Regions from separate parts of the Mus musculus genome. Here region 2 is linked to region 1. A link is a contact called in ENCODE POLR2A ChIA-PET data. All regions are on one chromosome and are shown on one strand. The core of a region is the stretch at or near the end of the contact, and the rest is flanking DNA. Distances in the headings are between cores, read along the strand shown. Region 1 holds the start of Lman2 (lectin, mannose-binding 2). Region 2 holds the start of Pdlim7 (PDZ and LIM domain 7).

Region 1 (5,006 bases), core at 1,368-3,867:
GCAGCAAAAGTCCAGGAGCTGAAGAAAGGATGGGTGTAACGCAGCCAAAGCAAGCGCAGAATGCCCTTGGTCCATGACATCACCAAGTCACCATGCTAACCTCCCACTACTTACAAACCTAAGTTAGATTCCTACCTTGGATGTGTCTGTTACATGTGGATAAACCCAATTCCTAAAAGTTCTATCATATTTTTGGGTGGGGGGGGGGTGTTCGAGACAGAGTTTCTCTGTGTAGCCCTGGCTGCCCTGGAACTCACTTTGTAGACCAGGCTGGCCTGGAACTCAGAAATCCACCTGCCTCTGCCTCCCAAGTGCTGGGATTAAAGGCACACTCCACCATCACCCGGCCAATATTTTTATCTTGCTTTTTACAAAACAAAATGTAATGCTATTAACTCATTTATGTGAAAAACACAAGGCTACATCACCACCTAAAAAAGTAGCACTCCAGTTATCCGTGCAGTTCAGGAGTGAAACGCTTGCCTTGCCTGTCATGCATAGGTCCTGGGTTCAATCTATTGCACCACAGAATAAAATAAAAAGGGAAGAACAAAAAAAGTATCTGAAAAGCCTAGCCAGAATGATGTGACAGACTGCGACTTGGGGACATGAGGTTTAATCGAGCACTTGGTGTGCGTGGCATTTGAACGCAGACGTAACAGATGAGAAGTAACCAAGGAGCAGTCACGAAGAACCAGGAGGCACTGTCCCAGACAGAGTGAGCAAGACCAAAGCCCCTGAGGGAAGAAGGCAACCAGGCAGACAGGCTGGAACAAACTGACAGAATGACTGGAGATGTCAGTCATGGAGGGACACGCTGTGCTGAGAGAATGTAGTTTTCCATTCATGAGAGAGCTCAGGCTCTAAGGGACAGAGCCAAAGCTGAAGGAAGAGGGTAACCACAGACGCCCCTAGCAGCACTGTGGAGGCAGGAGGCAGGGAGAGAGGAGGTGCTGCGGGGACGAGCCAAGTGAGGCAACACAAGGACAGTGTAGTCTCCCAGAACTAATGGCAAAATCAACCAGAAGGGCCAAGAGAATACAGTGATGGAGAAAACTAGGCCACTGCTGACAGTAGAGGGAGAAGGGAGGGTTAGACCAAGCAGGCTAGAGAGAAGCAGGTTTCTTTTCAAGCCATGGCCTATCCCTAAATCACTTCTTTTCTCCCCTTGGACAACCTACACTCCTTGGTGTAGACATTGCACAACACTGTTACCACACCAAGGCAATAACATCTCTGGCTCCCTGCTCTCTAAAGGCAAAGGCCACAGCCAGTAAGTTCAGTGTAGATATAGCTAACAAGACTCTCAACCTAGCACAGAGAAAGGTAACTAGGACTGTTAAATATCTTGAAGGGGGGTTCTCCCATTGCTAACCAGGAGGCATCGGGTGTATCAAGGGAATTGATAAGAGTGGAGATCAGAAAGATCAGTTGAAATACTGTTTATTCTATTCGGTGGCTATATACTACCTCAGCATAAAGTCACGAAATCTATTCATTCCAAACACCTTGTTTGAGAACTAAATCTGGTAAGGTTTGGCAAGGTCAGTACCCTACACACAGTAAAATAGGCCGTAAGGATAAAGTTTCGCCCTTCCCTCGATTAAGTGGGTTCGATTTAGTCTGACAACTCCACTCATTTCTTGTTCTATGACTTCAGGGATGTTCAACTCTGCACCTTGGCTTCTTGCTTCGTAAGCCATCAAAAAAGCAGACATCATTACTTACCTTGTGTGATTTCTGAAGAAAGAGGTGAAAGTGTTTTAAGAGTCACGCACACTTTCTGACATACAGTAACTATACAAGTCGCTCTGAACGATCTGTGCGACCAGGACAGAAAAATCGGCAGGACAAGAAAAAAAAGGAGCACGTGTATCTACTAAGCTTGGTTGCTGACGAGGCAGGGACTACTGTGTCAGTGAACGGTCATGTTCAGCCTCTTGGGAGAGCCTCACCTGGTGGTTCCAGATCGAGCCCTCTTTGCTGCGCTCGTCCGGGGTCAGGCGCACGTACTGGCTCGTCAGCATCGTGCTGCCTTGGAAGTCCCAGAGCGGCATGGAACTGGAACCGACCCCTGTGGGCAGAGACGGACGTGGACAGGTGCTCAGAGGGCCGCGCCAGAAATCTACTGCGCTGCGCTGCTCTGCTCGACAGAACGGGCCATGCCCTCCTCCATCCCACTTCGGCCCGCGTCCTCACCCTCAGCTACAGGCCTCCCTCACCTTGGTAGGGCTTGATGAGCGAGTGCTCCCGCTTGAGGTGTTCGCTGTTGCCGTCGGTGATATCCGCAGCCACCGGCCCCAGCAACAGAAGCAAATGTAGAAATGTCGTGGGGCTCGGGCCGGGGCCAGGAAGCCCAGGCCTCCCTGGGCACCGCTGACCCCAGCCCCAGCCCCAGCGCCAAAGCCAGGCCTCGGCCGCCATTCTCCTTGTTCTCTCGGCCACTTCCGCCCTAAGACTTCCGCCTTCCGGGTGTCTTTTCTAATGGTCTCCGGCCGGAAGCCCTCCAAACTAGGATCACAGGAGAGTTAAGAAGGAAAGCCTCGCCGCCAGCGGGATGGCAGCCTTATTGGCTGGCCAGCCTCCTATCCCAGTAGAGCGCGGCTCCATAACTTTGGAGGTTCCTGGTCGCCTGACAGCCGGCCACGGCCGAGGGTTCTCATGAGCGACAAGGGGATCCAACCAATCATGGAGCAGCACGTTAGGCTTGCAGGCCAACGAAATGCAGAGGTCTCTCCTGGGACGGGGGAAAGCGAGCAGCGTCGTCGAAGCGGAGCATGCTGGAACTTGTAGTTTCGCGGTCTGCTTGTGCAAGCCGAGCACCCTGCTCAGTCCTAAGCTTCTGAAAAGATGGTGACTTTGAAGTGACCTTTCCAGTACAGTGGGAAAGCCTCACTGGAGTGACTCGGTGGGTGGGGCAAATCCTTTAGGCCACCTCAAGCTAGTACCACGCCTCTGGAGACTTAAAAGAGGCCAGTTATTTGAGGACCTCCTCTACCCCGCAATGACTCCAGCAGTCAGATAGAAGCAGGAGGAGCAGATCAGATTCTGACCTGGAACCTCAGGGAACGCCGGAAGACATCTGACTCCAAAAAGTATCAGTTCTTGTTGACACACCAAGTGTGTGTGGAAGGACCCAGGACAACTGGCTCCGGATAGTTGAACACTGTGGTCTCTAGCCCAGATACCATTCTATTGTACCTATTAATCTACTTAGGAAAAAGTTTAGTTGCCAGTACTATTTTTATTTTTTTTTAAAAAAAAAAAAGGAGCTTAAATTTACCTTAGAAATCCTGATTTCAGGGGCTGCAGAGATGGCCCAAGGATTAGGCGTACTTACTGCACCAGGCTGGCCTTGAACTCACAAAGATCTACTCGCCTCTCCTTTCTAAGCACTGGAATTAAAGACATGTGCTATTTATGCATGCCTTCCAATATACTTTAAATCATCTCTAGATTACATGTAACACTTAACAAATTGTATGTAATAGTGATGTTGATAGGAAACCCCAAAAAAGTTTGTGTTCAGTAAAAAGTGTGCTGGCTAGTTTTGTTTTGGTTTTGATTTTGGTTTTTTGAGACAGGGTTTCTCTGTATAGCCCTGTCTATCCTGGAACTCACTCGACAGACCAGGCTGGCCTCAAACTCAGAAATCTGCCTGCCTCTGCCTCCCAAGTGTTGGGATTAAAGGTGTGCACTATCACCGCCCAGCAGAAGTGTGCTGGCTAGTTTTATGTCAACGTTTCACAAGCTAGAAAGGAAGGAACATTTGAGTTGAGAAAATGCCTCCATAAGATCTGGCTATAGGGCTGGAGAGATGGCTCAATGGTTAAGCGCACTAACTGCTCTTCCAGAGATCCTGAGTTCAATTCCCAGCAACCACATGGTGGCTCACAACCATCTGTAATGAGATCTGATGCCCTCTTCTGGTGTGTCTAAAGACAGTGTTAGTGTCCTCATATAAATTAAATAAATAAATCTTTAAAAAAAGATCTGGCTATAGGACATTTCCTTAATTAGTGATTGATGCTGCAGTAAGGTCCACTCCATGGTGGGTTGTGCAATCTCTGGGCTGGTAGTCCTGGGTTCTATTAAAAAACAAGCTGAGCAAACCAGTAAACAGCACCCTTCAACAGTCTCTGTATCAGCTCCTGCCTCCTCCAAGTTCCTGTCCTGTTTGAGTTCCTGTCCTGACTTTCTTTAGTGATGAACAGCCAGTGATGTAGAACTGTAACCCAAATAAACCCAATCCTCTCAAAGTTGTTTTTGGTTACAGCAATAGTAACCCTATTTAAGACAAGAAACAGGGCTGGTGAGATGGCTCGGTGGTTAAGAGCACTGACTGCTCTTCTGAAGGTTCTGAGTTCAAATCCCAGCAACCACATGGTGGCTCACAACCATCCGTAACAAGATCTGACACCCTCTTCTGGAGTGTCTGAAGACAGCTACAATGTACTCACATATAATTAAAAAAAAAAAAAGACAAGAAACATTTTTTTCTGAATATCTCTCATCTATGATTAGTTGAAACCACAGATCTAGATCCTGTTGATATGAGGGTTATGTTTATAGATATATATTGTGTGCATGTGTGTGCACATAAATATATAGAAAGAGAACATACCTGTACAACAAAGGCCTCCCTGCTTCTTGTCTCCTAACGAGCACCCTCTTCAGAGATTTCCCTGCACCCGTACACGCATTGCACTAAACTTCACTTGAGGGCTGAGCTTGTCAGGTACAGTCCCAGCTGAGTCCCAACAATGTAGAGAAGCACACCTGGGAACTAATTAGCTGGTGAAAGTATATTTGTTCTAGAACCTGTCATTGGGTGGTGGAGAAGAAGGAGGAGTTCATCCAGGGTTTGTCTGCAGAGGCAGCAGAGCTAGGGTGTGAACTGAAAAAGAAGCACAATGGAACAGACGAGGAGTTTGTGGTATCTGAGCATCGTAGCGTATTCCTGCAATCCTTGGGAAGCAGAAGCAGGAGGGTCAGGAATGCAGTCA
Region 2 (5,006 bases), core at 1,736-4,235, 150 kb after region 1:
AAATGACCTAGTCACAGGCATGGTGAGTCAGCACATGGAGACCTGGGTTAGCCACTCCTTCCTATACAGGCTGCTTCCTGAGAGGTGTGGGGCAAGACCAAGGTGGGGGGTCCTGGGAGGAGGAGCCACTGGCTCCCTGAAAAGGGGTGGAGACATGAGGGACCACTTCTCTCGTGGGGTACTCAAAATGTGAGGGCTAAGCTGGTGGTCAGAGCACCACAGGGAAAGAGAGGCTAGTGAGATTAAGGAGGGGAAAAGCCAGGGGACTGGACAGTGTTATGGGTGTGGGTGAGTCAGCCTGGGAGCTCCACTGAGCAGCCCAACCCCCAAATCCCAGACATTACCTCATCTTCCAGGCCTGGGCCCACAGCCAGCCCTAGCCCCTCCTTCCTCCCTCCACTCTGGGGTCAGGGGAGGGATAGCGGGCTGGCCCAATTTAGAAAAGACCACCCCACCCATCAGGGCCTAACTCACTCCAGGGCAGGACTCAGCGGGTGGCCCCACCCACAGGTTAAAGCTGCTGACAAAGGAGGCCAGGGGCCAGCAGGGGCCAGCAGAGTGCCCCCAAAAGGCAACATCTGCAGGGCCTTCCTTACCAATGAAGAAAACTTAAGACCTACACTACACTGGCCAGCACTTTCCCAGAGGGGAGGAAGAAACCCGTAGGATGTACGCGTGGGGGAAGGGTCTAGATAGCCCTTAGTCATCCTGCTGGTTGGAGCAGATTCCAAAGCAATTCCAGAGAAGGATTCTGGGAAGAACACAGCATGCATGCCTGCCTGCCCTGTCCACCATGTCTGGCTCCCACAGAGAGAACCAGCCTTGATACCCTACTCAGGCTGGGCAGTGCCTGGAAATTCTCAGGCCCCTTTGGGCTGGGCTTGCCCTGGGCTTCCTGCCAGCAGCTGCCTGCCTACACAGTGGCTGGGTGGGCCTCTCTAGGCAGGCGGATATCAGGGAAGGAAGTCCCTGCCCCCTTTTTGACCCCCTAGGCCAGTCAGAGATACCAAGCTGGAAGGCTGGGCACAAAGTTTGCTTTGAGTCCTACTGACACCAATGACTGAGGGCCAGGTAAGGGGCCTAGACTTAGGCCAGCCCTCTTGGGCTCTGTTGACTAGCCACTGCTGGCCATCCCAACTGGGGCCCGCATTCTTGGGCTTATAAGGTAATCCCCCTGCCTCAGGGAGGAGTCAGTTCCCAGCTCCACCCTCCTCACCAGGGTGGACTGAGGAATGGGAACAGGAATTCTACAGGCCAGCCTCACTACACCTAGGCTTGGGGTCAAAGGCCACACAGCCTGACTAGAGCCAGCTGACTGGGACTCAGTCCTCACACAGGGCGGGAAGAGTTCCCCGTTGGCCTTGACCGTACAGAGAGTACAAGCCGTTTTTGTGCCTCAGTTCAAACCCTTGCTCTGCAGTGGACTTACTGAATGGGCTCCTCCAGCCCACCAAGCTCTGTCACTTGGGGAAACAGGATGACAACTGCTATTCCTTGAATAACTGGAATTAAAGTTACATCCTGCTGGGGACCTGGCTCCACAGGCTGCTCTCCTAGCTAAGTAAGATACTTCTTGGAGACATCAGCCTCCAATACCGAAGGAACAGGCTCCCCCTTGTCACTCACAGATGGCTTGGTGGGAGAGCATCAAATACCATGTCAAAGTAGGGAAGTTGGGAGTGCCTCTCTACTCTCCACCTAGTTGGGAGTCCTGGTAGTTAAGTGTCCATTTGGACCTGGATACTCCTGCCTTATTGGTCCTGGCTTGCTCCTGCTGTTTCCTCCCATGATCCTCTGGAAACCTGAGCACCCAAGAACCCTTGGGGAGTTTGTTCCCCCACCTAGGCTCACCCGAGAGATAGAGAGGGGCACATTGAAGTCCTTGCCCCCTTGCAGACGGAAGCCCCAAGGGGCTGGCCCTTCCAGCACCACCTTGAAGGAATCCATCGTGCCTGCTCCTGTGAGGAAGAAGAGAAAGTGTCTGCAATGCAAATTGGCAGGCAGGTCCAGATCTGGGCACTAGCGTTGGCCAGGCACCAAGAAGGCACGGGCGGACGCTCAACACACACAGGCACTGGGAGGCAGGTATCTCAGCTGGCTTGGCTGGGCTCCTGGCAGGCCGACCTCTCACAGACAACAGACAAGGTGGTTCCCCACCCTGCCCCCTGCCACCGGGAGGGCCTGGAGAGGCCTCTCCGAGCTCAGGTGCTTTTCTCTTCCAGGGGTTGGCTGTGGGGCTAATTGGCACTGCTTTGCCCAAGCTAACCTGGAATCTCAGGAGGGTGGCGGGGTGAGTCAGGGGCCAGCTCCCCCTCCTTCCCCGGGTCCCGGCAGGCAGGCCGCCGCCGGAGCCTGCTCGGACTATATAAGGCGTGTAAGCTGACACTGTAGAGAGCCCGAGGAGGGAGCACGTTAGGGGCTCGGGATATGAGGGGGAGGGGTGGAGAAGGAGGACGCTGGAGCGGGTCCTAGCCATTTTGGGACAGGTCGAGGCTGCTGGTGGTCAGGGCGGGACCCCTGGTCTCTGAAAGGGGAAAAGAAAAACGGGGTACTGGTCCTGTAGAGAGCGACGGGGGCCGTGTCCCTTACGCACGGCCAGAGAGGGGATCCTTTCTGGAAGCCAGAGAAAGTGGTGCCACCCACGCACGATGCTCCCTTGCCAACATGACTCTGTTTCCCTTCGTCTCCCGCCCCAGCCCCGCGCTTGGCCGCGTCCCCACCGCACACAGTGGCGCAGGCGCCAATCAGCCCCACTTCGCCGCAGGAAGGCGGGGGCGGAGGCTGCGGCCGAAGCCAGCCGAGGGAATCTGGCACTCTTCACGACCACCCACGCCCTCCCCAGCGCCTCAGCGGGCCATAGGACCCCGTAGGGTGCAGGCCAGGAACCCCCTCGCGGACGCCGGTACCTGAGTGCCCGCCTGGGCCGCTGCCTGGCAGCCTCCGGGAGCAGCGATGGGATCCGCCGCTGCGCTCTGACCCCGCCTCCGCGGACGCCGCGCCTTTTGAGCCCGCGGAAGGGGGCGGAGCCCTAGGCCACGCCCTCCCCAGGCCAAACGAGTGGACATCCCGGGGTCGGTGGGAGGCCCCACCCAGTCAAAAAACCCTGAGTCTCCAGGAGAGGGAAGGTGAGATCGGGCACTTACCCTCGCCAGTCGGGTCGCTGCCCAGCCTGTGCCCCGCTTCAGGCTCTCGCCCAAGCCCCTTGCGCCTCCCACTGGCGGAGTGGAGGAAAGCATCCGTTTGAAACCCCAGAGTTGATTGATCTCTCACCGTATTCTCTTGTAGAGGAAAATGGCATGGTAACACTTTTCTGTTAGGGATACTGTTAGAGGTCAATATTGTCAGCATCATCAGATTTCAGATTCTCTAGGAACTGGAGAAGCGAGATAGGGTAGTTTCAAGTTAGGCTTCCTGGTGTTCGGGATGTAGCTTAGTGGTGGAGCTCAGTAGCTAAGCTCTCTGGAGGCCCTTGTTTCAGTCCTCAACACCAAACCCAACCAAAGGCTTGCAGGATATAACAAACAAGTAAATACATACATAGTAAGAGCCAACGGGGGCGGGCTTAGCGCCACTTGTTGTCTGACGGTGTAAGTAGAGTCCACAGCCATGGGACTTCCACCCAGAGCCCCCAGAACCACTATTGGAATGGATTGTTTCCCATTTAACCCCAGTCCAGAGTACACAGTTCTTCCAATGCGGTTGGGATGGAAGGGGCTGCCACGGAGTGTTCTCAGAGCCCCTGCTTTAGCCTCGGTCTTAGCCAAGGGTGGGCAGAAGGAAAAGCTGAGCTCTCCTGAATGTTTGAGTCAGTAGAGAGGTGCACAGCCTCCCCTTGCCCAGCCCCCCCATCATCACACCCCCTCTTCCCCATCATTGTCCCAAGTACATAAATTCTTATGGGAGTTGTCATCCTTGAAGAAATCCTCTTCAGGTGGGTCTCTGAGTTCAAGGCCAGACTGACTGATCTATGTAGTGAGTTCCAGGACAGCCAAGGCTACACAGAGAAACCGTGTCTCGAAAAACTGAAGAAAAAAAAAAACCAAAAAAACAAAACCACCCTCTTTAGCTATCTGCTATGCTTCTGTCTCCATCACGTTTCCCTCTTTGTCCCTCGTCCCCTATACTATTGACTCTTTCTCCAGGTCTTCTATGACCTCAATTAAGTCAGCTGCAGCCTTCAGGTTTCATCCTGTTCTGACAGGAATGCTGGTCTACACCAGGTTGATCAGGGGTTTTTTCTTTTTCCATTCCTTCATTTCTATCTTCTTCTTCCCACCCCCACCCCCCCAGATACAGCGCCTTCTTCTGACCTCTCTAGGCATCTGGTGCACACATAGCGCACATATGCATGCAGGGAAAACGCCCATACGCATAAAATAAGGTCTCCTTGGGTAGACTGGCTTGAACTTGCATGGGTTCCCAGATCTTCCAGCTCTTCCCTCCGGAGGGCTGAGATCATACCAAGCCCAGCAGCTTCCTCATCTAAAATCCCAATCTTTCTAGCTTCAAGGCTTCCTTCCCTCTATAACACTTCATCGGCCTCCAGTCTTTGGCCATTTGGTCATGAAACTCACACCTTAAGAGCCCTTACTCTCCTTTGGCTTTCAATAACACTGAAAATGGTCAGCCCGAGCTCTTTCCTCAAGAACTGCAGACACCAATAATGTATACCTTGTCTACGTGTCTGCCAGGAAGGTTTCTCAAACAATCCAAGTTTGTGCTTTCTTCTCACTCCTTCCTGGTCTCAGCCAATGACATCATTCACCTGGTTGGTTCCGCAGAACCTATGAAATTATATGTCTCTTCTCATCTACATCATCTCCCGATGTTCTCACAGCTAACCCTTGCTGCTGTTTCACCCATACACATAAAATAAGGTCTCCTTGTGTAGACTGGCTTGAACAGCAGCAGCTAACTCTTGCTGCTGTTTCACCTCCATCGAATGCTTCAACACCTACGAGCCTCCTTGCTGACCGCCCCGCTATCACCCTTGCCTCCCCCCACCC

What was found. ChIA-PET counts read pairs that join two places held with the same protein, here RNA polymerase II (POLR2A).
Region 2: POLR2A ChIA-PET joins it to region 1 with 17 read pairs in Patski. The contact joins the promoter of Pdlim7 here to the promoter of Lman2 in region 1. POLR2A ChIA-PET finds 5 or more read pairs at or near these places in 2 of 5 experiments (Patski and embryonic stem cell).

The regions. Positions count from the first base shown.
Region 1 is chr13:55,360,166-55,365,171 of GRCm38, forward strand. It overlaps Lman2 (lectin, mannose-binding 2), which reads right to left and starts at 2,618. Exons shown (of 8, transcript NM_025828.3): 1 at 2,223-2,618; 2 at 1,956-2,074. The coding sequence starts at 2,424.
Region 2 is chr13:55,510,461-55,515,466 of GRCm38, forward strand. Pdlim7 (PDZ and LIM domain 7) reads right to left here and starts at 2,986. Exons shown (of 13, transcript NM_001114088.2): 1 at 2,907-2,986; 2 at 1,852-1,958. The coding sequence starts at 1,947.